Linked DNA regions of Mus musculus: region 2 is linked to region 1. Evidence: chromatin loops called from intact Hi-C (ENCODE). Cell type or tissue: heart. All regions are shown on one strand. Each heading gives the region's core, and the rest is flanking DNA. Links, peaks and the distances in the headings are about the cores only.

Region 1 (16,758 bases), core at 3,701-11,700:
ATGAAACCATTTTCCGAGCCCTAACAGCAGATGCTTAAGCTGGGCATAGTGGTACAAGCTTGTACTTGCAACGTGCAGGAGACTGAGGCATAAGGATGGTGAACTTGAGGCCAGTTTTAGCTACCATAGTGAGACCTTGTCTCAAACAAACAAACCAAAACAATTAGGCAAAACTAATCCAGATACAAGACAGGAAAATAGACGGCCACTAAACTCCTTTCAATACCCATGTTCTATGATCCTGTAGCATGCTGGTTAACAGCATAAGCTTTGGAGATACTGCTCAGGTTGGAACTCTAGCTCTTCTTCTTGTGACCTGTGCTTAGTTATTTCACATTTTCCTCTTTGTTTCCCCATTTGGAAAGCGAGCTTCCTGTCACACTTTCATAGGCAGCCATGTTGGTGAGACTTTATGGGCATAGCTTTTGATGATCCTCAGGTGTATCTTACAGCAAACTCCCTGATCCTCTGGCTCTTTCCATCTTTCTGCTCCCTTCTGCAGTGTTCCTGAGCCTTAGGTGCTGGTAGGTGCTTAGGTGTCCTGTAGATGTATTTGTTGAAACTGGCTTCACAACTCTGCATTTTGATAGGTTGTGGCTTTCTGTAATGGTCTCTGTTGCAAAGAGAAGTTACCTTGATGAGGGGTGTGGACTACACTTATCTGTGGGTATAAGGTCACATATTTAGAATGTAGTTAAGAAGTATGCTGGTTTAGTAAAATGGAGGTTGGTGGTTCTTCTCCAAGATACATGACTTCACTAGCCCTCACCAACATGACTGCTGAAACATAAGCTAAACAAGAACAACAGTAGACGAGCCCAAGTGGACAGAGGTTGGGAGGACAGACGCTCACGAGGCTTCAACCCTACACAAAGAGTTACAAGCAACCCTGGAATACTAAGACTTTAGCAGGAGAAGTCTTTCCCAGGGAAGAGCACACTAATTAGCCATCTAACCCCAAGTGGTCATTCCAGAAAATAAATACATGCAAGTAACATTATATAGACCTAGCAGCTCATTTAGTTAGGAAGGCATGTTTTTATTTTTATTAAGATTATCTATTTACTTTTTATCCCAGTTGAAGCTTACCCTCCCTCCTCTCCTTCTAGTTCTTTCCCCCCTCCGTTCCCCTTACCCCCATTCTCCACTTCTCCCCTTTTCCTCAGAAAAGAGGAGGCCTCCCACAGATATCAACCAGCCTTGGTACAACATGTGGCAGTAGGACTTCTATTGAGGCTAGATGAAGCAGCCCAGTGAGTGGAAAGGAATCCAAAGGCATGCAATGTAGTCAGAGACAGCCCCTGCTTCAACTTTAGGGGTCCCACACGAAGACCCAGCTGCACAACTGGTTCATCTGTGCACAGGGCCTATGTCTGTCCCATGCATGCTCTCTGGTTGGCAGTTCAGTCTCTATAAGCCCAGGTTAGTAGGTTTTCTTGTGGTGTCCTTGACCCACCTGGCTTCTTCAATCCTTTGTCCCCCACTTCCTCAGGATTTCCCCAAGCTCCACTTAATGTTTGTCTGTGGGTCTCTGCATCAGTGTCCATCAGTTGCTGGGTAAAGCCTTTCTGATGACACTTATGCTAGGTTCTTGTCTGCAATAATAGCAGAATGTCAGCAGTGTCACGGGGCTCCCTTTCTTGGCATGGATCTCAAGGTGGGACAGTCATTATTTGGCCTTTCATTCAAATTCTTCTCCTCCTTCTACTCCTGCTCATCTTGTAGCCAGGACAAATTGTGGGTCTAGGGTTTTGTGGATGGGTTGGTGCTTCAGTCCCTACACTGAAAGTCTTGCCTGGTTACAGGATATGACTGGTTCAGGCTCCATATCCCCCATTGCTAGGGGTCTTAGATAGGGTCACTCTTTCCCTTGTCCTAAGTTTCTAGCTCATTCCAGAGATGCTTCCCACTAGATACAGTTGTCTCTCCCTCCCCTCCCCTCCCCTCCCCTCCCCAGTCCCCTCCCTCCATCCACCCCAATGCTTAATCTATTTCCCTTTCAGGCATCTCTCCTTGGGCCCTCCTTGTTACTTAGCTTCTTTGGGTCTGTGGTTTGTTGTACGTTATCCTGTACTTTATGACTAATATTCACTTATAAATGAGCACATACCATGTTTGTCTTTTTGGGTCTGAGTTACCTTGCTTAGGATGATATTTTCTAGTTCCATCCATTTGCCTGCAAATTTCATGTCATTATTTTTAATGGCTGAGAAATACTCCATTGTCTAAATGAAAATTTCTTTATCCATTCTTCAGTTGAGGGGCATCTAGGTTGTTTCCACTTATTGGCTATTATGAATAAATCTGCTAAGCACATAGTTGAGCAAGTGTTTTTGTGGTACGGCTGAACATCTTTTGGATATATGTCCAGGAGTGGTATAGCTGGTTCTTGAGGTAGATCGATTCCCAATTTTCTGAAAAAAACGACCAAATTGATTTCCAAAATGGTTGTACAAGTTTTCACTCCCAAAAGCCATGGAGAAGTGTTCCCCTGCTCCATATCCTTGCCAATATGAGTTGTAACTTGAGTTTTTGATCTTAGACATTCTGATAGATATAAGGTAGAACTTCTGAGTCATTTTGATTTGCATTTCTCTAATGATTAATGATGTGGAACATTTCTTTAAGTGTTTCTTGGCCATTAAAGATTTCTCTGTTGAGAATTCTGAGAAGATTATGTTTACATATTTAGGAATATGTAAGCATGCATAGATGTATGTAGCAGTAATTAATAAAAATGAGGCCACAAATTTGAAAGAGATCAAGGAAGAGTCTAGGAGAGGATTTGGAGGGAGGGAAGTGAAGAGGAAATGAAGCAATTACAGTCTCAAGATTAAAAAAAAATTAAAAATTCTATCTGGGTCTCAATGCAAGGGACGGTACCTAGTCTTACTGCAACTTGATACGCCACGGTTGGTTGATATCCATTTCTGAAGAGAAACAGAAGAAGAGTCGATTGGAGGGCAGAAGGGGAAGTGAGGAAAAGGGAGAGAATTTGTGGTTGGGATGAGGGAGAGAGAGGGAGAGGGGGGTGGGGAATTTATTAAAAATTGCTACAGGGTTATTAAGAGAACTAAATGACCTAATACAATGCCTAGGATGCAGTAAGAATTCAGTGGTATCATGATAGTCTGTTGACATATAGAGTGTTTTGACATATTCTGAGGTAAATATTTTGTAAAATTTGTAGTTCTTTCCTTCATGGCATTTACAATCTAGGGAAAAGTTTATGGAAGGATAATTTTTTAAAAAAGCACAGTACTAGTTTAAATCAAAACAGAAAAGCTTAAATCGTAGTAGACAATTATGGTGTTAGCTTAAATTCTGACAGGAGAGAAAGAAGGGAAGCAGGAAAGGAGGACCTGAGGCAGCTGCCAGACTGTCAGCTTGAGCCCGTCATTAGAGGACAGTAGTGTTGACACACCAAGGCAGGGCTGCTATTCTGAGAACATCTAAACCCATCCTGATGGGTACCTAGAGACCTGGGGTCAGTGCAAATGGATTCTGAGTGTGTTTGTTCAAGAGAACATCACAGAGAGCTTGAGCATCAAGTCTCTGATTCAGTTAGCCAGGGTGACCAGGGTGGTGCAGCCTGCAAGGCTCCCTCAGGCACTGCGAGTGCCTCCAGCATAGGAGCGGTGGCTGAGGTTATTCCAATGTCTAGGTTTGCTAAAGGGAAAGCTGGAAGAAGAGGAACCTGCAGCCTGGTGTGGAGGCTCACACCTGGAATCCCAGTACATGAGAGGTGGAGACAGAAGGTCTGCCATGAGTTACAACTAGCTTGGGCTACCGTGACCCTGTCACCCGCACAAAATAGCGTGGGATCTCATATGATACTTATCTAATGAGCTGCTAGGAGATTTGAGGCACAAGGAAGGTAGGCCGCTTGGGATGCGGGATGCTTGAGTAGAGGCAGTGACAAGTCATGCGCACATCTCAGTGGAGTCCATGAGGGTTTAACCAGTCTCTTCCACACACAGAAAGTGAAATCACTGTGGGGCAGGGGGATGATTGAATTATTTCAGTCGGTGGTTTACATGCAAGCAGTCTCAGTGACAACGTGCACATTGGTGACATAAGCAACTGACAGGTCCCTTTCCACCGGGATGAGGGAAGTTGCTAGATAAGTAGGCAGTCTTTACCCTTTACACAGAGCCGCCCTCTTCGCCTTTAGAGCTGCCCTGAAGAGAGGTATTATCATGCATATTGTGTAGATGAGAAGACTCAGGTCTTCCTTGGTTAAATAACTCACACAGAGGTGCATAATTAGGAAGAGGGCCAGTGGGACTTCTTTATTCCAAATGCATGTACACTTTCTGAAGCCTGTTAAAAGTTTCAAGTGTACAATCAAGGCTGGCAGGAAATAAGGATTTCTCACTCAGATAGACAAAAGGTGGTTGGCTGAAAGTAATATTTGTTGAGATTTTTTTATATTAAAAATTTCATTTAAATTTTGCATTCCATTCCTTATTCCATTTTAATGTACAAATAGTGGTTTTCCTTATTTGTAAACAGTTTAAAAATTTATATGTACATATAAATTCTATATGTTTGTGTCATACTATATGGTGATTCAATTCATGTAAAAATAGCATTTTAAATGACTTTATTTCCCCATCCAAGAGAGCATTCCATGTTTCTGCAAGGGCTTGGGATATTCTCTGGCAGACTGCTGGTCCATCTTGAAAGTACAGTTCGTGTCCCGAGCGGTATGCAAATGACAAAATTATATTAATAAAAGATGGCTGGAATGCACTTAGAAGCAGTTTCCTGTGGAGTCATTTCAAACACTTGTATGAAATGCATAACGTATCTCATGGACATGCTTTATCTTATTTTCCACAATGGGCTGTAAGCTCCTCGAGAGCAAATACATCCATTTCATCTTTAGCACCATCGCCTGTGCCTGACACACTTTGTATTCTCAGAACGTGTTGAATGAATGAATGAATGACCACAACTTGGTAGCAATCTGCAGATTGAGGAAAATTTAAAACTATCGGCATTTCCGGTGATTCTGTCATTAACATGAGAAGGCTGTAGCAATAGTGCTAAGTGGTGTGTTAGCCTAACGCTTAGAGGTTCAGAGAAAAAGTAGTTCTCAGAAGATAGGGATTGCTTTTGGAGGAGCTGGCATTTGGCGGAGCCTTATGGGATGCATACGATTTGCTTACATCAATGTTCTCATTCTAGGTTGGCTACCCTGTTGGTGTGGCTTGCTTCTGACTAAGCTCAGCTGAATGTAGAAGGCAGAGCTCACCTGTGTTGTTTTCTTTACTGTGTATGCAGAATATCCTTCAGTGGCCAAGATTCCTGGCAAAGACGAACCACCAGCCATCTGGTAATATTTTGTCTTAAAATTTATTTTTCTATACCAATTATCATATCATTTTGCATTTCCTTAGAAGGAAAAAGTTTGGACATAGGCAATTTTCTGTTGAAGACACCATTAAGTAACAGAATTTATTAACAACTGCAATTGAACCAAAGGACACATCAACTGATGGTTAGTTCCCTGCCACCAAATGAAGATATATTATCAGTATTTGTGTTAAATATTCCATTTTAACAGTGTAGATACATATTCATTAGAAGACAGATAGCCCTAGAGCATGCACTTTGGGATACTTGTTATTTTTGCCAAGTCTGCACGGGTTTGAAAACTCGGCATTACCGTCTGTGTGTAATCTCAGAGTCTGTCATTCACATGTAGAAAACTCACCTCTCTATTTAGCCTGTGGCTGGCGAGAGATAGACATTTACAGGGCCCTCTGCCCTTGAGCTGTTCCATTAGTGCATGGAAAGCACCTTGCAGCCTGTGACAAGCGCAGCAGATCGGCACTAAATCAAAAATCAGTGCCAGCCAGGGATCTAAGCCACCATGAAGGTCACAGCCATCAACTGCGTGCCATCTCAATCCAGACAAAACACATTGGATACAGGGGGATTTTCACAACTCACAATAGGTGACAAACACCTCCTGTTAGAGCGAGTGACACCAGGGGGATGGCCTTTTAAGCACTTTTGACTTTTTAATCAAACTTTGGAAAAGCTGGAGGTGATTTTTCATATTTAAAAACCAAAAAATGCAACAAAATAAAAACCTCCACAGTGTGGTGCTGCGGTAGTGATGGCTGTGGTAAAACAGGTTTCTGTTGTTCTTTTCTTCACGTGTGGTTTTAGAAATCATTGGCTCTCCATAAAAGTAGTTTTATTTGGTGTCCTGTCTTCAAAACTGTGTCGTTGATTTTTCATGAAATAAACACTTCGTTCTTAAACTCTTTCTGCTTACTCTCATAGTTTCTGCTTACCTTCGTATTAAGTAGGAGATGCATTCTCATCTTTGGTCATCTGAGTCTACCCTTTAGTAAGATTTTGTTACTGTACAGTGAAAGGTTTTTTGAGGAACATGAACCTTTTTATTAAAAAAATGTTATAGCTTTAATTCTCTTTCACTTTCAACTCAGGAAATAATCAAGGAGGAGTAGCTCTCAGATTTAAGTAATACATCCTCGACTTCATAGATTTTCCTTGATCTCACTCTGAGAATTGATTGCCTATAAGTGGGAAGTGTTGGATAACTCAAAGCACCGTGCCAGACTTTTCTACTGTAACTCGGAAAATGCTTCAGAGAATGAAACCTACAAAGTTGCGTTTTCATAACTGAACTAGCACAGTAATATGATCTGACTGAATTATAGCACACTGTTAGAGGGAATGAGGCAAAAGCTTAGTCTTTCTAACTTTGCTGAAAGGTCTAAGATAAGGGATTTATGTATTTTTATACTAAAATAACCCTTTTGTAAATGCTGCTCAGCAAAACAGCAGAGGCAGACGACTACACTTGAAACCCTCTTTGCAGTCTGATCTGTTCAGAGAAGTGAAGGCTACTTTAAAAACAGGTCATTTGAGAAGTAGATCTTGAGACTGGATATTTCCACCATTGAGTAAATTTGTGGCGTATTTCCTGACAGTGTAAAGCCATAGTTCAGCAGAGATGTATGCAATAGAAGAACGCCACCTGCTGGCAACCTCTGTCAAGCTCTCAATTAGGAAAACTGGGGGACTCAGCCTGCACACTAGGAGAACACAAAGTTCCTTGGGAGCATTCCGGTTTTTTCCTAAGAAATTCACTTTCATTAAGGCAATGCACACCTTTAATATACATTATTCATTTTAAATTAACTTGATTACTAATTTTATGGAATCACTAGTTAGAAAAGCTTTGGAATAAGCTCAGTGGGCATTTTCCCCCTTCCCAATTTACAAAGTTTTTGTGTTCATCATTACCAGCAGTCAGCTAGTGGGTCTGTTCTATTTAAAGGCTCTGGCTTTTCGCTTAATGCAGCCCATCTGTTTCTGAAATAAATTGCAAGAATCCGTGTTTAATTTTAATCAATGTATTACTAAATATGCAAATTATATTAAAAGCCGTGGTTTGAAAAAGCTTTCATTTGTAAATATGGTAGCTTAAAACAGGAAGCATATCTAAAAGCCATTTAGCTACAGTAGCCTAACTCTAACACTGTGGCTGATTTATAAAGCAGATCACAAGTTGATCTTTCTCCCACAAGGGGATATGTAAAACTGTTGCATATCAGATTTTGTTAACATCTGATGGACTACTGCTAACAGTCTAAGAGACTCATACTTCAGCAACCATGTCTTTCACATTTAAATTAAGGTAATCTTATTCCATTCTACATCTTTCTAATTTTTTTACACAACCTAACATATGAATTTGCGTGATTGGTTTATGAATCACAGTTAAACCAATTTGAGCAAGGCTTTCAATCAATCTTAAATTTTTAGTGTCTAATTTACTTGTGATTTACATAATTAATTGTGGAAGGAATCCTTTGGGAGTCTCCCTTCTCCCCCTCTTCTCTGTCTAACCTTGTGTCTCATCCATGGGCTACACAGCCCGGGAGTGATGGAGTTCTTTCAGGTCTGCTAGATGACATTTTAGGAACCCAGAATAATGTGGTGCATTATCCCCTCTGATCTGCCTGGATTAATTTAAATTAAGTTTGTTATCTGCAAAACAATTAATTTAGTATGTCATTGAATTGTGTAGCATATCGTTTATTAAGCAATAGCCACAAGGAAAGCTTTTGGAGTTCTTCCCCATATCCAGTGCATGAGTATGTAGGAATACATATATACTCATAGTGAAATACGGGATCTGTTGCCTACATATCGTGGTCCTGGCTTCTGTACGTTTCCTAAAAACGCCAAGTGGTACCCTTGAGTGAAATAGCAGGAGTCTTGCTAGCTTATTGTTAGCACAGTAGTTACTAACAACAAAAACCTATGAACTCACACTTAAATAAATTACAATGAAACAAAAGTAATAAGCAAATAAAAGTATCACTGTCTAGTTACTGTATCCCATTTAGTGGGCTTGATGTTCTTGCGGCTCTTTGCATCTGTCTTTTGCAGCCGTAGAGCACAGATACACTACACTGGTGTGCTGCTGTGCATTTCCTACCTGTTCTACATCTAGGACCATCATATTGGCCGTGGGGAAGCATTTACACCACCGAAGCTAGCAAATGCTACAAGCTCACTAGTCCTGCCTTATGTAGAGTTGGCTCTTCAAATCCCACTGCTGCCTTTATTCGTAATACTGCAGGGCCACCCCATCCATGCTCTCCTGTTATTTATCCTTGGGGACTAAGCTGAGAGAGTAACAACAGCTGACTATATATACATAGCTCCAAAGAAGAATTAAAACCATTTTGATAAATTTCAAAAACTAAGTGTGATCCCTACCATCAGACAATTTGAAAAATACAGAAGTTTTTTTTTTTCCCAATGATTTTACTATCATAGATGAAGGAGAACATCGAATAGCCATATGGTACTAAGTAGTCTCTGTCTTCCATATTGGCTTAGTTACTTATTGCCTTGGGGCTACCAAGCAATCTAAGCTTGGAATGTGCTAGAAAATTGGTGAAATAAATTATTTCAAGAATATAAGTAGTAGAGTCATTCCATAGGTCATCCTTATTAAAAAATAAACTTATTTCTCTGTGGAGCAGATTTATTAATTACACCTCAGAATGCTTAATAATGGAAAAATTTTAAGCTCTGCTTGTGATCTTCTTCCACACAGCTACTGCTCTTCGAAGACCACACCTCACACACAGGCTGGTTACAAGCCCCAGGCTCCCTGGCTCCCACAGTACACTTCTGCTTTCCCATGCCCACCTGAGACCAGAGAGACCAGAACTCCCTGACTCTCCAACCTCCTGGGAGCACACTTCAGACGCTAGACTGGATCACTGGGCCAGGCATGTTAGAGGTCTTGAGACCTTGGACTTCCTCCAAGCTTGTGTGTAGCCCTGCTGGTGAATCCAGATGAACCCTTTCTCCTACTTGTAGAACACACGGCTATTACCATGCATGTGCTCTTACTGGAGAAGCAAGAGGACACATAACCAACATGCACCTGCGGCGCATGCGCAATGCTCCTCGTGCGTCCTGACTCGCACAGTACCTTACAAACTAAAGACACATAAAAGCACTGCTCTTGGAACGACGCCCATCACAGTGCACAGTGGTTTATGAGGCTAAACCCATGCCCCACAACTGAGCCGAGGTCTTCAGGTATCCCATCCATGGACTGACACTCAGTGCTTCTGGTACTGAAGTTTGAGCCACACTAAATTGAGCCAAGATCTGAGAAGCAGAAGGTGTATCACAAGCTAAAAACAAATGACCACTTAACTCATATGTACCAGAACGTCTCATCCAGCAAACTAACTCCAGGGACAAACTCTAGTAACATGAAAAGCTGAGAAAAACGTCTTTCAAAAATTACTAGTTCCATAGCAAAGGCCGCCAATGACAGTGACTTGGATGAAATTCTAAGGGATGCAAAAGAATGGTATAAATATGTTAACGGATCTCAAGGGAGACTTAAATGTACCAGTGAATTCAGAGAGGACACAGGTCATACTCTGAATAAATTCCGCCCCCCCCCCAAAGAAAACAGCAAACAGGGGAAGGAGACAAGTCCATTCGTGATATGAAAATAGAGCCAAGCATAGAGTGGGGAACACTGACGAGAACACAGCTGAAATGACCTGGGAACAACAGTTTAGGAAGAGCATCAGTACACAGCCTCCCCATAGAATGGCAGAAGGAAGGGCGTGAGCCTAAGGCAGAGGATTTGGGTCATTCAGTTAAAGTCAATGGCAAATTAAAAAGAACAATGTATGAATGGAATATATTAGGTCTGTGGGACACTGTAAAAATACCAAATTTATAAATTATGGTCATAGAAGGAGTATAACTTTCAGGCCAAGGAACAGAAAATATTTTAAATCAAATCATAGAAGAAAATCCCCCAAATCTAAGAAGACCTATTCACGAGTCATACTGAAGACCAACTGGAAAGGAACACAAAAGAGACTGACTCTCCGTGTCTCGTTATAGGTCAAGGCAGAAAGAGAGAGTGCAGTAACAGTGACTGGGCTCCAGGCATAGCAAGAACCTTTAGTGCCAGCCCTCAGGAGGCAGACATGGGCAGATCTCTGTGAGTTTGAGGCCAGCCTGGTCTGTCTGCATAGTGAGTTCCAGGACAGTCATGGCCATACAGAGAGACCTCATCTCACAAAACAAAACAAAACAAAACAAAACAAAACAAAAACCAACCAACCAACCAAACAACAAAAACAAAGAAAAGAACATACCAAGGAGGAAAAGGAACAAGTCATATAAAGGCAGGCGTTGCCAAGCCACAGCTGAGTTTTCAAAGAACTTGATAAAGGTCAAAAGGACATGGAAGGATGTTTTTCAAATTCTAAAGGATCACAGTTACTAACCCAGACTACCTTACCCAACAAAACTGTCAGAATGGAGGGGACAGAACTAGCTGTGACAAAGGCAGCACATGTCCAGTGAGCTGGTTCTACCGAGAATGCTGGGGACATGTGAATAAAAGACAATGGTAAACATATCCAAAATTGATTTAAAAAATTATTGTAAGACATTTGTTAGGCAAGCGAAGACTAAGAAACCCCAGAACACCACACAAATTCAGGAATTAATACACATCTCTCAACAATAACTGAATATTCACGGGCTAAACTCCTCAATGAAAAGACACCAAAGATAAAACAACAAATCTTTCTTTCTGCTGCATACCTGACCACTAAAAGATAAACTGTCTATTTAAAACACTGAATACGAACAGACTCCAGGGATGTATTTCTGACAATTCTTGAGCTAGCAAGTCCAGTGTCAGGGCATTGCCGACTTCGTGCCTGGTGCAGACTTCCTACCAGTAAGAGTTCCTTACTGCATCACCCACGTCCTAGTACCACAGGGATTGTGATTGGGCTTCCGCTGAAGAATCTGGGGCAGACACGCACATCTGGGTCAGAGCAACCACCCTGTGCAGGGTTCTCTGCCATCTGGGTAGTGTTCTCTGCCATCGGCCACTAATCCTTCCTCCATTCACAGAGACTGCCATTCCAAACACTTTGTACAAATGGTGCCTGACCGTCTGCTACCTTTGAGGTTGTCCACCACCTCAAACACCTAGTCAGTGTACTTCTGAGACTAATTCAAATTGTGTAGCTGTCAATAGTCTGCTCATTTTAATTGCTTAGCAGTATCCCATAATGTACAAATCATAATTTCCTTAATTGCCTGTTGGTGCCAGCTTTTTCTCAATTACAAATAAAGTTACTTACACAGTTATGTTTAAGTTTTTGTGTAAAAGTAATTTCCTTTTTTTTTTTAAATTTTGGTTAGCCTATACAGAGTTTCATAACTGTCAAAACTATTTTGTGACTGCCTGCCATTTTAAATTCCTGTCACTAGTAAAATATGAATAAGTTAGCTTCTCTGATCTTTTGCCAGTATTAGTGTGCTATTATTATTTTTACACTTATTTATTTTACCCCCCTTCCATGTATATGTTTGTGGGTGTGCACACATGTCATGTACACACACCCATTCACACATGGGGCAGGGGGCGCAGACACCTATAGAGGTCGGGACATCTTGCTGGAGTTGATTCTCTCCTCCATCTCTCCAACCCTTGTACATTATTATTTAGTCATTTTGATAAATATACAGTGATATCTCATTCTGGTTTTAATTTCAGGTTTCTTACTGGCCAGCAATGTTGAGCATCATTACCGTGGTACATACAGGACTACATGTGCCACATGGAAACGTGCTGGACTCCATAAGTCCATGGATAGCTATCAGCAATTCTGAAAAGTCCATAGCCACCATTTCTACCAACTGTTCTTTGTCACATTGTCTCCCAGTCTGTCATCTGATTTTACCTGGTTTCCCAGACTGCTCCATGTCTCTTAACATTTCTTTTACATTTCTTCTTTGTCCCTTTGTCTGCTTCATTTTGGATAAATTGCCAAGTTTCATCTTCTTGTCCAACATGAACCCTAGACTGGATTAATGCAAGTCCACATTTTAACAAGGGAGTTGGAAGTTCTTATGAATATTTGTGCCTCTCTGGGCTCTGCCAACAGCAGCCAAGAAGGCTATCACCAGACAATGACTTCTGTCTCTTCAACCAGAACTCAGAATCAAAATAAATCTCTTTTCTTTATAATTTACCCAGTCTGCAGATTTATTTTGAGCCTAAAACAGCACACACTTTATAAATAGAAAGCACTCTTTCATGTGAGGAACAAAGATGATAAAACAGTACCATAGCCATTGTTGCTTTTGGGCTCTGGTCCCTAACGACAGATCTGTGTCTTGTATTGGTCATCTCTTTGACTATGCCTTCCCCATGTTAGATTTCCATAAACAGTTAAATTGTAGTTGTATTGGTGTTTTATCCAAACCTAGTATTTGTAGTTTTAGCTTGGTTGCCTTTCCTTTTATTTATTTTTTCCATATACCATTTCCTCCACATGTATAATTGAGTAAATGCAAATGTGTTCTAGAATTTTATCTAAAGTTCTATATTTTGATTATATTTTTTACATAAGACCTGTGTAAATTTAAAGATTCTATGCACTGATGATATTATATTAGTTTATATGATGGCTTCTTAAACAAGCAAAAAAAAAAAAAAGATACTGTATTTAACCTTTAAAGCAAATATTGAGTTTTAAAAGACCCTACTTAAGCTTGTGTTCTTAATATAGAACTTTTAGACTCAACTAGAATTATTTAAATTTCACCAAAAATCTCATTTTGGATTCTGTAGGTTAATATTCATACAATAACTATGAGTATGTTTTTAAAAAATTCTTTATTTTATTTTTATTGTGTGAATGTTCTGCCTTGTGTTTTTCACTGTGTGTGCTTGGTCCCTGTGGTGTTCAGAAGAGAGCCTCAGATCCCCTGGAACAGAGGCAGCTGTGAGCCGCTGAGAGGGTGCTGGGAATGGAACTCTGTCTTCTGCAAGGGTGGCCAATGCTCTTAACCCCTGAGCCATCTCTCCAGCCCCCATGAGGGATGCTTTGTAACATAATGCACATGGGCTGGCCTGGTGGAACAGGCCTGTAATCTCAGCTACATAGAGGCCTGAGGTAGAAGAACTACAAGATGGCATCTTATATGGGCTAGAGTGTGAGATCAAGGCCAGCCTCCACAACTTAGTGAGACCCTGCCTCAAGAAAAAGAGAAAAATCAGGGTGCGAGCAAATAAGTTCCTGGCAGAACACTTGTGCAGTGTGCATAAAGCCCTAGGTTCAGTGTCTAGTAAACCCATATAAGTGCTTACATCCCTTAATTCCAAAGTGGGAGTTCACAGTCCCATGGGATTCTGTAGGTCTTGCAAAGGAAGATCCAAGCTTGCTGACATTAATTCACTAACATTTTGAAGAGCAGAGGTATGACATAGGGAAGCAGCCACTGCACAGGGAGCCCCATGAAACAAATCTGATAGGATTCTAACATATGGAGACGTCCCTGTAAGGACACGGGGGCTCTGTAGCTTATTCATGGTGGCGTGAACGACTTGCTTTGCTTTTTGTGTCTTCTTGGGCTCCTCAAGAGTTGGCTTTCAGTTCTGTTCTTCCATACATGGCATGCCACCATCCCCATTCATCCCCCGAACCTTCTTTATCTTTTATATCCCTCCAACCTTGGCCTTATTCCAGTTCGAATCTCCTACTCTCTAAAGCATTCGGTGCACGTATGTATAAATGTATGTGTATAGGAAGTACGAACACCTAAAAATTATATATTTGTATATGTGTTTTGCTTTAAATATGTATTTCATGAAGGCTACTGATGTAAGTTTATTGCCTTCTCTGCTCAACAATATTTAAAGCGTCAATCATGCTGCCGCCTGCACTTTTGGCTGTTGTTTCTGACTGCTGCTTATCATTTAATATCTATCCATCAAATTTTACCTGTCAGTTCCTCTACTAAGGAATATCTAAAGTTGACTCCGCACACCACCCAAGCAGAGAGGAAGGTAAATGTTGCAAAGAGCCACTTTATGCCTGGAGGGGCGGTTCTCGAGGGTAGGTAGCCTGCAGTGGTATGTCTGGTGGAGAGGAGCCTGCCTCCTGAAGGCCACCAATTCTTAGCTCTTTGTCATGGTAATTGTACATCTACAGGCAATGCATAGGGAGTTTAGTCCTCATACTCTTGTTAACACATATGAATTTCAAGGACATTTAAAAAACGTGAACTATCAATACACTTAAAAGCACACGAGCGTACATCCCAGTCAGTTACAGGATAAAGATGTGGAGCATGTGTCAGGCCCTGGACGGCTTATAGTTACCTTGTTTTTGCTATTGTATATATCCTTCTGTAAAATCGCCATATAATATACTAAAAGTCACTTACACATTCTAATGCTGATAGGGACTTGGGTTTCAAAAATATGTATATTATAGTAAAGATACTGCAGACATTTATTTAGGCTGTTTACATTTTCTATTACAGTCCACATTTCTTTTCTTTTCGTTTTTGGTTTTCTTTAAGACGGGGTCTCACTAAGTAGCTTTGGCTGTCCTGGAACTCACTCTGTAGACCAGGATGGCCTTAAGGGCACAGAGATCCACCTGCCTCTGCCTCTCAAATGCTGGGATTAAAGGGTTATTTTGAGTGACAGTTTGAGGGGACAGTCCTATGGTCAGGGAAAGCAGCAGCTGGTCACTCTGTGACTGTGGCCAGAAAGCAGAGAGGGGGACAGTGGTACTCAGCTCACTTTCCACGGTGTCTCTTTTTATCCAGTTTAAGACCCTGGGCCACGGAGTCTCAGTGCACACAAGAGGGTCTTCTCTCTCTCAAGTTTAACCTCTTTACAAACAGCCTCACAGGCTTGCCCAGAGGTGTGTCTCCAGCCAAGTCGACAAGAAAGATTAACTGTTGCAAGCAAGCATGCGTTTTCTCTCTGCACGGATGCTCTGAAATGTGTTGATCAGTTTCTGTATGCTACTCCAGCATTGCATTTCTGTAATAAGTATGCCTTGCTTACGGGGCGGCGTCCTCTCTCTGTGTTGCTGCATTTTGTTTGCTGACACATATATCTTGCTTTGGATTTCTATTATATTCATGAATTGTTGCTAGTAATTTTTCTTTCTCAAAATGTCCTTGCCAGCCTTTTATATTAGGCTAATTTTAGTCTGACAAAAGTAATAGAAAATCACCCTTATTTTTCCAATTTCTGGAAGATTATATGAGATTGATGGGACTTACTTGACTGGTGCAGTTGACCTGTGAAGGCATGGATTTCACTTTCTTGTAATAGTTAACAAAGTATTTATCTTTTTAAAACTTCTGATATGATTTTGGTAAATTGCATTTTCTATGAAGTCCACTTTACTGGAAATTTCAATTTTGTATTCATAAAATTGTTTATAACTTTCACTCAAAAATATGTAGTATGTTTTTATATTTTAATGTTTCATGTTCATGATTTCTACCTGCTTGCTTTGATCAGTCTTCTCATAGGGTTGTCATTTGTGTGTGTTTACAAATTTATGTATGCACGTATCTATCATCTATCTATCTATCTATCTACCTATCTATCTATCTGTCTGTCTGTCTGTCTGTCTGTCTGTCTCTATCTATCTATCTATCTATCTATCTATCTATCTATCTATCTGTCTATCATCTGTCTGTCTATCTATCTATCTATCTATCTATCTATCATCTATCTATCTATCTATCTATCTATCTATCTATCTATCTATCTATCATCTATCCATCCATGTATCTCTATCTATATGCCATATAATACCTTACATCATATGTATCTGTGTGTGTGTGTGTGTGTGTGTGTGTGTGTGTCTGTGTGTGTGTGTGTGTGTGTGTGTGTGTCTGTGTGTGTGTGTGTGTGTGTGTGTGTGTGTGTATCTGTGTGTGTGTGTGTGTGTGTGTGTCTGTGTGTGTGTGTGTGTGTGTGTGTGTGTGTGTTGTGTGTGTGTATCTGTGTGTGTGTGTGTGTGTGTGTGTATCTGTGTGTGTGTGTGTGTGTGTGTGTGTCTGTGTGTGTGTACGTGTGTGTGTGTGTGTGTGTGTGTGTGTGTGTGTGTGTGTGTGTGTGTGTGTGTGTGTGTGTGTGTGTGTGTGTGTGTATGTGTGTGTGTGTGTGTGTGTGTGTGTGTGTGTATCTGTGTGTGTGTGTGTGTGTGTGTGTGTGTGTGTGTGTGTGTGTGTGTCTGTGTGTGTGTGTGTGTGTGTGTGTCTGTGTGTCTGTGTGTGTGTGTGTGTGTGTGTGTGTGTGTGTCTGTGTGTGTGTGTGTGTGTGTGTGTGTGTGTGTGTGTATCTGTGTGTGTGTGTGTGTGTGTGTGTGTGTG
Region 2 (11,881 bases), core at 414-8,413, 230 kb before region 1:
AGGGCCTGCAAAGGGAATATTTATTCATCTGGGGAGGGAAGGCAGGCCAGCTCTTACCCTACTGCATTGTCAAAGAAAGTCACTGCTGGAGTTTGGAAGATGGTGCTGTGCTAGGGCAGAGTCAACAGAGGACCTGGTTAGAAAGGGAGGCAGAGGCTGGAGTTCTACCCCTCCAGTCTGAAGCAGCTTTAAACTCCTCTTCATTCTAAAGGGAAGAAAGCTCTTCCTGTGGCCTGGGCTTCGAGCCACTCAGAAGGGCGAATGCCTTGGGGACTTCCTGGTGGAAAATACAATAAATGGACTCTCATTCATCTGGATGTGCCCTTGGTTTTTTGCTTTTTAATGAAATTAACTTGGTATTTGCCCTTTGCAAATGTTCTAGAGATTCACAGCGGATGTCCACATTTTAATATAAATGGTAGCATCAAACCTGTGAGTTTTATAAAACGAAGGTTTGGTTTGCTGGTTCATTGTTCTATCTTAACAAAGAGGAAGCCTCCAGAGACCCAATTTTCTTATTTTGCCCCATGCCGTGTCAGCCTTAAGCAAAATGTCCAGAGCCAACCACACTTTCTAGGGGTCTCCAGGTTGGTGGAGGGGCTTCGGAAGGTTTGAACTCCTAGAGACTGTGCTCAAACCTAAACACCTTTGCTGGCGTTCCTACCTAGGGAAAGATTTCAGTGCAGATAAATCCCAGAACTATTATAGCTGTGTCTACTGGTTTTCATATATAGTCAGGTTATGTTTTCTGAATGTCACCCTTCCCAATTAAGTGTAAAATTCTGTCAGTTATGGGATATGGAAGACAGTGGTGACATAATTAGAACTTATACATAATAAATAGTACATCTGTAGTATTTTAACCTCCACTAACAGTTATGAGATCAGTGTGTGGGCCAATTAACTATGGAGCTTTTTTTTTTTTTAAACCAAGGCTCCATAAACACACTGGTTTTAAATGTCCTAATTAGTAACTTGCTCATTAATTAACTTTCTGATTAATTGTGTAGCAATCTAATTTGTAGATGAGCCACTTAAAGAGTGATACCTTGTAATTCTTTCTTCTGTCTTTAAAATTCCCCCGTAAAATGTGATTTTGTACCCAGCTGGCCTCCTGGTTGTGGAAAACCCATGCTTAAGAGATGCTGTGCAGTTGGCCCCAAACTAAATTTCTGTTAATCTTGCTCTGTGTGGATGGAAGATGTCAGTTGGAGGCTGAGGAGGTGGGAGAGGACAGGGTTCAAAAAAAAAAAAAAAAGAAGGAAAGAAAGAAAAAGAAGAAGAAAGTGAAAAAAAGACCAAAACAATGTTATACCGTTGAGTAAGAAAAATACTTTCTCCTCCTGGAAAAGAAGGTAAAATGGATTTAGGCAGGACTTTAATCAGAACCAAATATCTTGATTGCAAAACCATTTAGGGGAAAAGAAAATATTTAAGAAGAAAACTTATTGTGGCCTCCACACCCCTATCATGGACTATTCCAGACATAATTTAAAACGGTGGACAAAAGGGCCAAGCATGGATTTCAATAGAAGCCCTCCCCCCAGCCTCCCCCCCCCCCCACCTCCACGCACTGGAACATCCAGGCTGTATTATTAGCATCAGAAAGGGCGACCAGTCCGGCTTCCACCAGAGCTATTGTTGCCAGGGTGTGTCGCCAGTCCTGTCCTGCAGAAAGCCTTTAGCCCTGATGGCAGATGATTCTCTAAGTGAATAGAGATGAAGGCAGGGATATTAAGTGACTCTATAAAACATCCCGGACACAATTGTGTGATTGATGGAGGACAAAGTGGGAACAGCAGGACAGAGGATCCTGGGAGAAGCAGCCTTGTCAATGCGAGAAACCCATCTCTGGAAACAGCTTCTCCGGGAGGAGTTTGCAGTCTATTTGTATGAGTAATCAGCTGGGCCCCCTCTCTGTCAGCCCTGTTTACTCACTGATTTTCTCAACAAGACAACCATTGACACTGGATGGATGGGGCTAATCTGGCGCAGAACTGGCGGCTTCGCAGAGGCTACAGGTCGAAAATAGAGCGCGGTGCCAACTTCACCTCGCCTAATCTAGCGGCTAATATTTATTAGAGCCAATTTATACCGCTGCTCTCTCAAAGAGCAAGGAAGGCCTCGGTGCAATTAATAACATAGGCGATAACCACAGACAAACAAATAAATAAGGGTTTGTGAACTGTTTGGCTGGTTTTAAGGATGGATGTGAAGGGGACAGGGTTGGGTTTGCTACCTGGAGCGGGAAAGGAAGAGGTAGTCAAGGTAGCCCTGAAGAAAGGCTGTCTCCCTAGCCAGGCTCATCCAATCTCAGAGCGACAATCGGCTGCAAAGTGGCTTTAGAGCCTACACGAATGTATGTAATTCCACAATGCAGCTAACAGAATCTCTGTACATAGACACCTGCCCTCGCAGAGAGAGGTGCATGCGCACACTCCTGTTGTAAATATCCAGTTTATGCGCATCCCCACCCGCTGAGGGAGACCCAGATTGCAAGACTGCTCTGCACTCAGAAGCCAAGCCTGCAGCCATCGAGAAGAGTGGCTATCTGGAAGCTAGGAAGTGGGGGACTGGGGGAGATAGGACAATAAAATAGGGCACTAAGCAGAGTGGTTTCCTTCTATAACCCACGGTTGTCCTTGAGGCTTGTTGGTAGTGATGCTGCCACAGGCCGAGTTTCCTACAACTGGATGCTTAAGGAGATTTTGCAGGGCCAAGCTGGAGAGAAGCAGATGAGTGTGTGTGTGTGTGTGTGTGTGTGTGTGTGTGTGTGTGTGTGTGTGTGCCCGGGTGGGTATCCAGTCGCCCACAGACTGGCTTTGCAAAGGGTTGGTAAGAGGCATTGTTCCTAACCGGGCGCGGCTTCACCAGGGGCTGAGATGTGCACGCTGACCTTACCGCGGACCTGGCCTGCAGACAGCTGGCTGCGAAGAAGGAAGCCCTTTGCCCTCGAGCCCTGGTTTCCCTACTCGCCCTCCCCGACCCCCTCTGGGCCAGCGGGCGCCCGCGCCTTACTAATTGCTCGGCTCCCTTCATGCACACATCTCCACTAATTTTACATTTCTCATTCTGCGGGTAGCTGGAAAGCGGCTCAGGGAATACGGTTCCTTCTCTTAGCTACCGCATGAATACAGTGAGTGGTGGCCGTCCAAGCCTCCCTGGCTGGGGGCTTTGGTAAATTAGCAGCTTGGCTGTATAATCAGGCATTCGCCATTGAGGCCACAGTACTGTACCCGCTAACCAGGTGAGATTTCATCATCTAATGGGTTGGGAGGTGTGACCGAGCTGCTAAGTTAGCAATTAAACTTCGCAAGTATCGTTCGATTGTTTTTTTTTTTTTTTTTTTTTTTTTGGACAGGCCACTGCAACGTTACCCCAGCTATTGAAAGAAAAGAAATCCCTTTCCAGAATATATACACAGACGGAAATGATTTTTGTGAAATCCATGGAATGATATAAAGGAAGTATCATGTCTAAACACACCGTTTGGATTCTGTATTCTATAAAATACAGGCTATATAGTTACAGAGTTCTAAATCTGCAGTGGGGGGAGGGGTGGTAGCTAGTTGCTGCAAAGGCAGGGAGGGACTGTGTGCAAAATATTAGATAACATCTAATCTAGGATAGAAAAAAAATCTAGGAAATCAGAGATTCGTCCCTTTTGGGCCTATCGTTTAGATTTATTATTGTACCAAGAACTGGTATCAAAGCAAAAGGGCAAACGGTCTCATAGAAGCCCCCCCCCCCCAGTAGGCAGCTCCTCTGGCTCCTGAGGCCTAAAGCTTTGCCATCTCCTTCTGAAGCTCCAAGGTGTATCCATGTAAGATGGGAAAATGGTTGGTGTGAATTAGAAGGCTCAGGTTCCCAGAAACAATAAACACTCTTGCGCTGGGGACAACACCCTGCGTATGTAGGTATGTGGGTCTGTGTAAGAGAGAAAACAGCACAAGACCTGGCTTCTCCCGAGCCCTAAGAGCTTAAATGGAAACATAACAGAAAATATTATTAGCTTTATCTGCTGACACTAGGGACACGGGTTAAAGTATTTTTCATTTAATTTGATAGTGAATAAGGCACTTACAGTACTTGATGATCTATTGATCAAATAGAAATGAGGTGCCAGCAACACCTCCTTATTTAATCCCCATTCCCACGATTAAAAAACCAAGTGAATTTAGGAAAAAAAAAAAACAATTTGCTCAGTAAGTGTTGTGTTATATAAAGAATAGAAAGAGACCCGTTCTTCCAACCTATAAATCTCTCCTTGGGCTAATATGATTGACTACAGGGCACGTGAACCCCCGCTGAACTGTAAACAGTGTTTTAATGGACAGTAATGGCCCTATGATTTTTAGCTATTGTTCCAAAATGACTACCATGTTTATTGCCATCATTAAAAATGAATTAAAGAGTTATGAAACTCCTCAATAATGAGAACTCCGGCAGTTTATAAGCCCTGTTCTGCTCTTCTCAGTTCACTTAACGGGCTGCATCTGCCCAGAGTGGTGCGGGCTGGGTGACACCCACCAGAGACCACAGTTTAGGGAACCCGGGTGTCCAGAACCTTTCTTTTGTCTGATGAGGGCCCGGAGAACTAAGAGAGAGGGAAGGAAAAGAGGCGGTGATGGGATGAGAGGGAACCCAGAAAGCTCTGCCCTTTCGGGTGTTCCCGGTGAGGAGGTGTGGTGATGGATGACTGTAGGAGCCGGGGACTGGGAGGGGACAAGATTCGCTTCCCTGCAGCAAAATGGCCTCGGTCAGGGTGGTGGTAGGGGTACGGATGGGATCCCGGGGTTGGGGTGGGGGTGACCAGAGGCGTGTTCCTAGCCCTAACCCGGCCGAGGAAGGCGCTGTGGGACCCTGTTAGGGCAGGCTGCAGACCCAGGCGGGGTTGCCTGGTCACTGCCCTGTAGTTCCGCGTGGTGGCGGCCACTGCACCTCCCCGAAGCCGGGGGAGTCGCTGGGGACCGCGCAGGAAAAAGGCTCAGCAAAGTTGCTCGCAGCCGGGGCACTGTTCTCCGAGGGGTCTCTGGCTGGAGTCTGCACGTTTCTCTTTGCATTAGCAAAGCCCAAAGTCATCCAGTTTGCGCTAATCACCACAATTAGTCCTGAATTATCACCGGACTCTGACAGACGTTCCTTGTAACTCTCTTTTATTTCCAACAGCCCTAATCAGCCGCTCTCATTACAAACGCTGATTAAACTGCAAATTATCCAGCAGCGGCCCTGTTCCCGTCTACCAGCAGCTCGTTCAATATCAATTAGGGCCGAACGGCAAAGCCTGCAGCCTCCCAGAGCCTCCAACTGCCTGATAGTGGCACTTATTAGTTTGGAAAACTAGGAAAATACTAATAATCAACAACCAAGGGGAAAGAGGAGGCGACAGAACAAAAGGACGGCAGCAACGCAGCCGTAGGGGCGAGCGCGAGCCGGGTGCTGCGGGCCCAGGTGCGCACCCAGCCGTGCGCGGTGCAGGAAAGGGACCGCTTCGCTGGGAGCGCTGGGTCCCCAGAGCAGCCGGCCGGGTGTGCAGACCGCCAGGGCTATTCACTAAGGCATTGGCTTCGGCTCGCCGAGGACGCTTTTTTGCAAATAATAATCGGATTTGGCTATTTAAAAAAAAAAATCAAAACTTCTAGAACCGCCCTTCATCGAGTGCTCCTGCAATCCGTTTCCAATAAGCTGTTTAGGTTGGTACTTAAAAAACATTGACCTTGTCCCGTAAATAAAGTGGGAGCTGATGACAGTTGATTTTATTTACCTATTCTGTCAAATTAGATTTCCATGGCAAAACGCTGCTCGCATAGGCTGCAGAAAGTGCAGCCCCGCGGCCCCTCCTCGCCTCTGGGGCTGAGGTGTAAAGACAAAGCTACTCCGCGCCTCCTTCCGCGCTACCAGCCTGTGTTCTGCATACCCCCTCCCCCTTTCGCCAGCAGCACCGGTTCCCCACCGGAGAAACTGTTCCCACCCCTCAAAGGCAACCAGGATCTGCTAAGGGGCAGCAATTGTAGATAGGTCCTGGAGGGTTTTTTGGTCACCTAGAGATACTGCAGGCTGGGGCCTAACTGCCATCCCCCGGGCAGGGGCAGGGGCAGGGGCAGGGGCAGGGGCAGGGGCAGGGGCAGGGGCAGGGGCAGGGGCAGGGGCAGGGGCAGGGGCAGGGGCAGGGGCAGGGGCAGGGGCAGGGGCAGGGGCAGGGGCAGGGGCAGGGGCAGGGGCAGGGGCAGGGGCAGGGGCAGGGGCAGGGTCTCTAGAGGCTGTTCTTTCCAACTACTTGAGATACCCGCCCCTTCCCCGCCTCCAAATCGAAAACAGAACAAGAAGAAACTAACTAAAATAAAAACAGGAAGAGACTAGATTGCTTATTTCTCTCTAGATTTGAGGAGTCATACATCACGCAGAATGTGGGTGCCTTTGTCTACACCAAAAAAAAAAAAAAAAACCACCAAAAAAACAAACAAAAACCCTACTTATTTATTCACTGTGGGGCTGAGCACCTTTGACATAAGAGTTCCCTATTAGAGACTGCTTACAATGGCCACCAGGCTTCTGTCTGTTCAATGAAAAGCCCTCGGTTCCTTTTTTTGGCTTTTTCTTGGAGGAACCTTGTTACAATTACACTTCAGAATTAAAACTCAGGCAAGGAGAAGGTTTGCTTCCTTCTTTGAACCTGATCACATCTTTTTCCCCTTTTTGCATTGACTGCCAGGAAGCTCAAAGTTCTATCCCTCACACAAACCTGCTCTGTGAGAAAAATGAGCCTTCCTTGTTTCTTAAAGGCCCAGGTTTTGCCTTTTGGTGGGACAGCACACATCTTCTGGACACTGATGATCTTACCTCAAGATGAGCCACACTTTGAGAAATATAGCACTTTTGCAATTGAAAATACGTGGCTTTTTTTTTTTTTAAGAGCCTTTACAAACTTACCACATATATTTATTTCTGGCAGCTTGTTATCCAAATTATGGGAGAAATTAATAGATTTTTAAATATTTCTGCTTTTTTCCCCATTACTGGTACTGGTACCTGTATTCTCTATAAACTGACAACCATCCCCCTAGGCCAGGATGTCATCTTCTGCCCACATTTCTAAAGTAAGATCCTGGGCAAGTTCTCCCAACAACCAGGCGTTAGTGTCCCCAGAGCCACTCCTGGTATGATCTTCTGGGGCTCCTCCGTTTCCTGTGTAACCCAAAGGCCATTTTCTACAAATTGTGTTCTCTTGACACTTTAGAATGTCTGCTCAGAAGCTAATTTTTCACTTGCTGTTGTGAGCTTGCATATATTCTCAAACTTATCCTATTTAAGAACATGGTATGGAGGTTGACTGAGGATGCAGCTCAGTGGGTAAGGTGCAGAGCAACCATGCACAAAGCCCTGGGGCTGATTTCCAGAAGGCATGAAGAAAGCAAGCTGGTTCTCAAATCTACCAGTGGACTGCTAAGCTGCCCCTTATGCCATTGGGTTGTTGCCAGGTTGGGGGCTACATGGTGGCACACACAGAAGTTTCCGGTCATCCTCTAGCCATAGTGAATTTGAGGCCAGAGTATAGAAACTCTGTCTCAAAACATCAAATAAAAACATACAGTGTGTCAGGTACTTGCTAAAATGTTCTTGTTGCCTCTTCTAACCAGGCAGCCACTGCATGACATAGGCACTGTTGTTGTTGTTGTAAGACTTAGAAAGTAAAGGGCATTTGACTTCCCCAGCTTCTGAGAAGAATGAATTATCCTTTCTGTTCTGCCTTCTCTTCTACTTCCTAGAGTGGGAAATTGGGATAAACATTTGGAGTACCTGATTTTCCAAATCTATAATCTTACCTCAATACACATACGACCCCAAATAACATGGCTTTGATAATGAGACTTTCTACTCTCAAAGCCACATCAAAACAGACTGTTGGTTCTCCCCTTTCTTACTGGGAAGGAGAAGGACCTCCCTCGGGTCGTTCCTCCTGTAGTTAAGCTGACCTGACAGTCACTAGTAGCTGTCCCTGTGCCTAAGGAAGAAAACACAGTTCTCTGAGATCCCCTTCTATAATACAATAGCCTGGGACTCTCAGAACAAAGGACCCCCAGGGACATGAGTAAAACTATTTGCACCTACTCCCATATTTTGGAAAGCAGACTTCTTAACCGAATGATGCCCCCAGCGAGCTTTGCTCAAATTCCTTGATAGAGAGGCTAGCTGGAAAAGCAGGGAGGGGGCACATAAGGGTGTTACATTGTCTGTAATAGATGAAAACATTCCCTTCGTCCCCTTAACAATATTGGTGGGGAAAGGGCTTTCCCCGGATGTCTGAGAGCACAAATTAAAGCCCCAATCTCGATGAGCCAGGCCTTATTTTGGATATTTTAAAATCTGATTTTATGTCCCGTCATGAGAACCTTGAAAAATTACTTCCCATCATGACATTTTAAAAATTGCCTCTTATCAGTGAAACTGGAGAATAAAGATGCTTTTAGCAGTAAAATATGGTACAGGATAGAGCCTGTGTTTAAAAAATACCACTGACAAGGACACGTTACAAAAAAAGAGGAAGGAAAAGAAGGCTGCTGTTGGCAGTGGCACAGTTGATCCTCCTTGCCTGAACCTTTGGTGTGCTGACGCCTAAGAGGCCCTTTCTACTGACATGGTACAGTTAGAGGTTATTGTAACCATCTCAGCAATAGACAGGAACTCAGCTGGAACTGATATGTGTGATCACTGATTGATTACCTGCCTGCCTGATAGTGTGTAGTTGAGTGAACTCATTTCCTTTACAGGACAGAAAAATTCACACAGGAGAAAGTGCAGGTCCTTAAATGACATGGAAATTACTGCTAAGGATACAGTGACGGACGTTTGCACATATATGTGCACCTATATGTCTGCACACGTAGGTGCACCTATTACAGGGATGGGTGTGTCCGCATTTCTAAAAACTCTCAGCTACGGCAGTCCGTATTTACAACGTAGCTAGAGGGATTGTCATTTTTAGCATTGAGAGAGAGAGAGAGAGAGAGAGAGAGAGAGAGAGAGAGAGAGAGAGAGAGAGATTTCTTCCTTCCAAGACATTAAGCTTCAAGTTTCCTTAGACTCCCCAGTCTTCCTATTGCTTTTGACTTTGATCTATAACCATTCTCTCCAAACATGCCCTTCTGGGTGGGGACTCTTCTGTTCCCCTTTGCTGTGCTATCTGCTTCCTCGGACACCTGAATGCTTCAGGATTAAGAATGTCTTTTTCATCTTCTTATCCCAGGAGCTGGGAATAATAGTAATGACTGTTCCACCAGAGTCTGCTGAAGTGAACAGCGACACTGTATGCCATGGCTTTGTAGGGAGAAGCTTGCTTCTGTGAGGTGGTTCATCTTAATGGGGTGCACACAGGAAGGACTAGCCTGGTGTCAGAAGACAGTTGCACGTGACAGGGCTTGGTTCCATTCTCCATGACACCTCCTGAGAGGAAGATGAGGCTAGACTTGAAATACAATTGGTTCTCCTTGTTCTTGACTGGAAGATCTGCCTCAGTTGGTCTTTCTGGGGTTTGTCTGATGATCATGTTGGCTACCCATAATCCATCATGTTGGTCACTCCATCTCAGGGCAGGTGACATAGCTACCTAGTGTACAATGTCCTATGTGTTTGCTTATGTCCTCATTCGCCATGATCAATTTTTCTACCCAAAGCAAGATGTTTTCGTAACCAACTCCCTGACAATGGCTGCAGAATACCCCACCCTAATTATTATTTCTCCAAACCCAGTTATTTTGATTCTCTAGTGTACCCAGGAGTAGCAAGTAGGGCCTTGTCTGTAGGATCATGGAGTCCATTGAGATGGGATGAAAGTCACAGACCTGCTGGTCAGAAAAACTCACATGTGCACACTCAGAGAAATTATACATACAGTTTTGTAGATACACATACCGGTTTGTAGATCCACCAAAAGCCCAAGCTAAAAAAATCTCTTCTTCAGAGATAGGCCCAGAGTCTTTGTTTATTCCGGGACATTTTGACAGAGCTAAAGTGTCTCCCACCCCAAACTACTCAACAAAAGCAGTGGCTGAGTTAAATTTTCTCAATTTCTCATTTTCTTAAATCCCTTCAAAAGCCAGGCAGAACTCCTGTGTGCCGATCTTTCTCTCCTGAGCACCATTGTGTGCATCCATCCACACAGGGTTCTTCCTTCTGGTCACTTCACCATATCCATTTCACATGCAGGTGACCACTGTCTGCGTTATTGCCAACATTTTAAATTCTTGGCTAAAAAGAAATCTCAAATTCACAGTCATTTTCTTTTTTTAACCCTGGCAAATTGATCACAAGAACTGAGATTCCTGCAAAAGGAGCATATCATAGCATCCAAGCTAACCTGATCCATCAGGTCACTATGGCCTTCAGATGGAGACCTCATCCTTTAAGCCTCGGCAGAGGGGCCTGAAACGTGTGTGTGTGTGTGTGTGTGTGTGTGTGTGTGTGTGTGTGCCCACACACACAAGTGCCTATGTGAATGTGTGTGCCTTCATATGTGTGTTCCTGTGTGTATATATGCCTCTCTGTATGTGTGTGTGTGTGTGTGTGTGTGTGTGTGTGTGAGAGAGAGAGAGAGAGAGAGAGAGAGAGAGAGAGAGAGAGAGAGAGAGAGTGAGTGTGTATGTGTGTTACTGGAATTGAACCCAAGGTCCTATATGCTTAGTAGGCAAGCACTCAACCACAGAGCTATAACCCACCCCACATTTGAGATTTCTTTAGAAAGAAAAACTAATTTCTTGTCTCAGAACTAAACAGAACTCTAAACAATTCTTTCTTAAAATGCTCAAGCTGGTATATTTCGGAGATAAGAACCATATGGATTTTTAAATGTTATTTATTTGTGCATGCATATGTGTGTGTGCATATATATGTCAATATATATGCCCCAGCACTGCCTGTCTCTTAACCGGGTCTCTGGACTCAGAGCCTCAAGTTTACCCAGCCAGTACCTCTCCCAGCTCTAGAGTGGACTTTTAATTATGATAGATTCACTATAAATTAATACCTCACAGTAACTACTGAGAAGAGAGCATATGGACTTTGTAAGCTCTTTTTGAAAAGTATAGTCTGAGTTTGAACACTTGTATATATTTTAAGAATAAACAAAGGAGTAACATATTCACAGAAAATGTCATGTTTACCATGTTTAGAAATACTTTCTCCGCAGACCCTGCCTTCTCTCTATTCCTGTCCCCAGCAGCAGGGAGAAGAGTCAAGTGTCCCAGATGTCTCTAGGAAAGCACAATCAAGTCACTTCACAGCCAGTGAAAGAAACAGATTTGATGTCTGGTGAATTGGCTGGAGGCGGCTGGAGCCTCTTCCCTTAGCACCACCTTCTTCATCTGTTACTCCAGTTTCAAATTGAGGCTCCGATTCTGTTGGTGAGGTTTTTAGCTTCCTAAGATCCACACCACATTTCACCCCGTTAGTTCCTAAACTGTTTCCACTTGCAAACCCTTGTCACCTGAGAAAGTTTTATATGACATCAGGCATTTTAAAAATAGACAAATCAAACATTTACTTACAGTAAATCATCAACAAATTTATTTTAAAACATTTTTGATGTGTGTGTAATTTTACCATTTAATAAAAATGAAAGGAAATTTGCTTGCTAGTGAGATAAATGTGCTAAATATTTTTTCATAAAGAATTAAATTGCGTGACTGTTTTATACCACAAGATGTAGCATTACAACTGTCCCCAGAATTTACTGACACTCTGATTTTGTGATCCATTGTCAAGGCTGAGAACAGCATCTGACCTAAGTGTATAATGCAGGGTTGGCGAGAAGGCTCAGCAGGTAAAGACAATTGCTGCTGAGCCTGATGGCCTAATGGCCTGATTTTAATTCTTGGGACTCACAGGG

What was found. A loop is a pair of places that touch in the nucleus more often than their neighbours do. Peaks named below come from ENCODE experiments on the same cell type or tissue, not always from the same donor. Only the 100,000 strongest peaks of a DNase experiment are listed, where the experiment ranks them.
Region 2: a loop joins it to region 1, with 2.0 times the contacts of the local background. A loop is called at or near these places in 3 of 42 quality-filtered maps.

What each region holds. Positions count from the first base shown.
Region 1 is chr13:94,934,419-94,951,176 of GRCm38, forward strand. No RefSeq gene overlaps it. Among named protein-coding and RNA genes, the nearest start is that of Wdr41, 34 kb to the right of the region's middle. In heart, for the core only: a CTCF peak has its summit at 7,028 (motif pointing left); no DNase peak of the experiment used is centred there; H3K27me3 peaks cover 1,697 bases.
Region 2 is chr13:94,705,073-94,716,953 of GRCm38, forward strand. No RefSeq gene overlaps it. Among named protein-coding and RNA genes, the nearest start is that of Gm32351, 8.1 kb to the left of the region's middle. In heart, for the core only: a CTCF peak has its summit at 4,919; no DNase peak of the experiment used is centred there; H3K4me3 peaks cover 1,671 bases; H3K27me3 peaks cover 5,993 bases.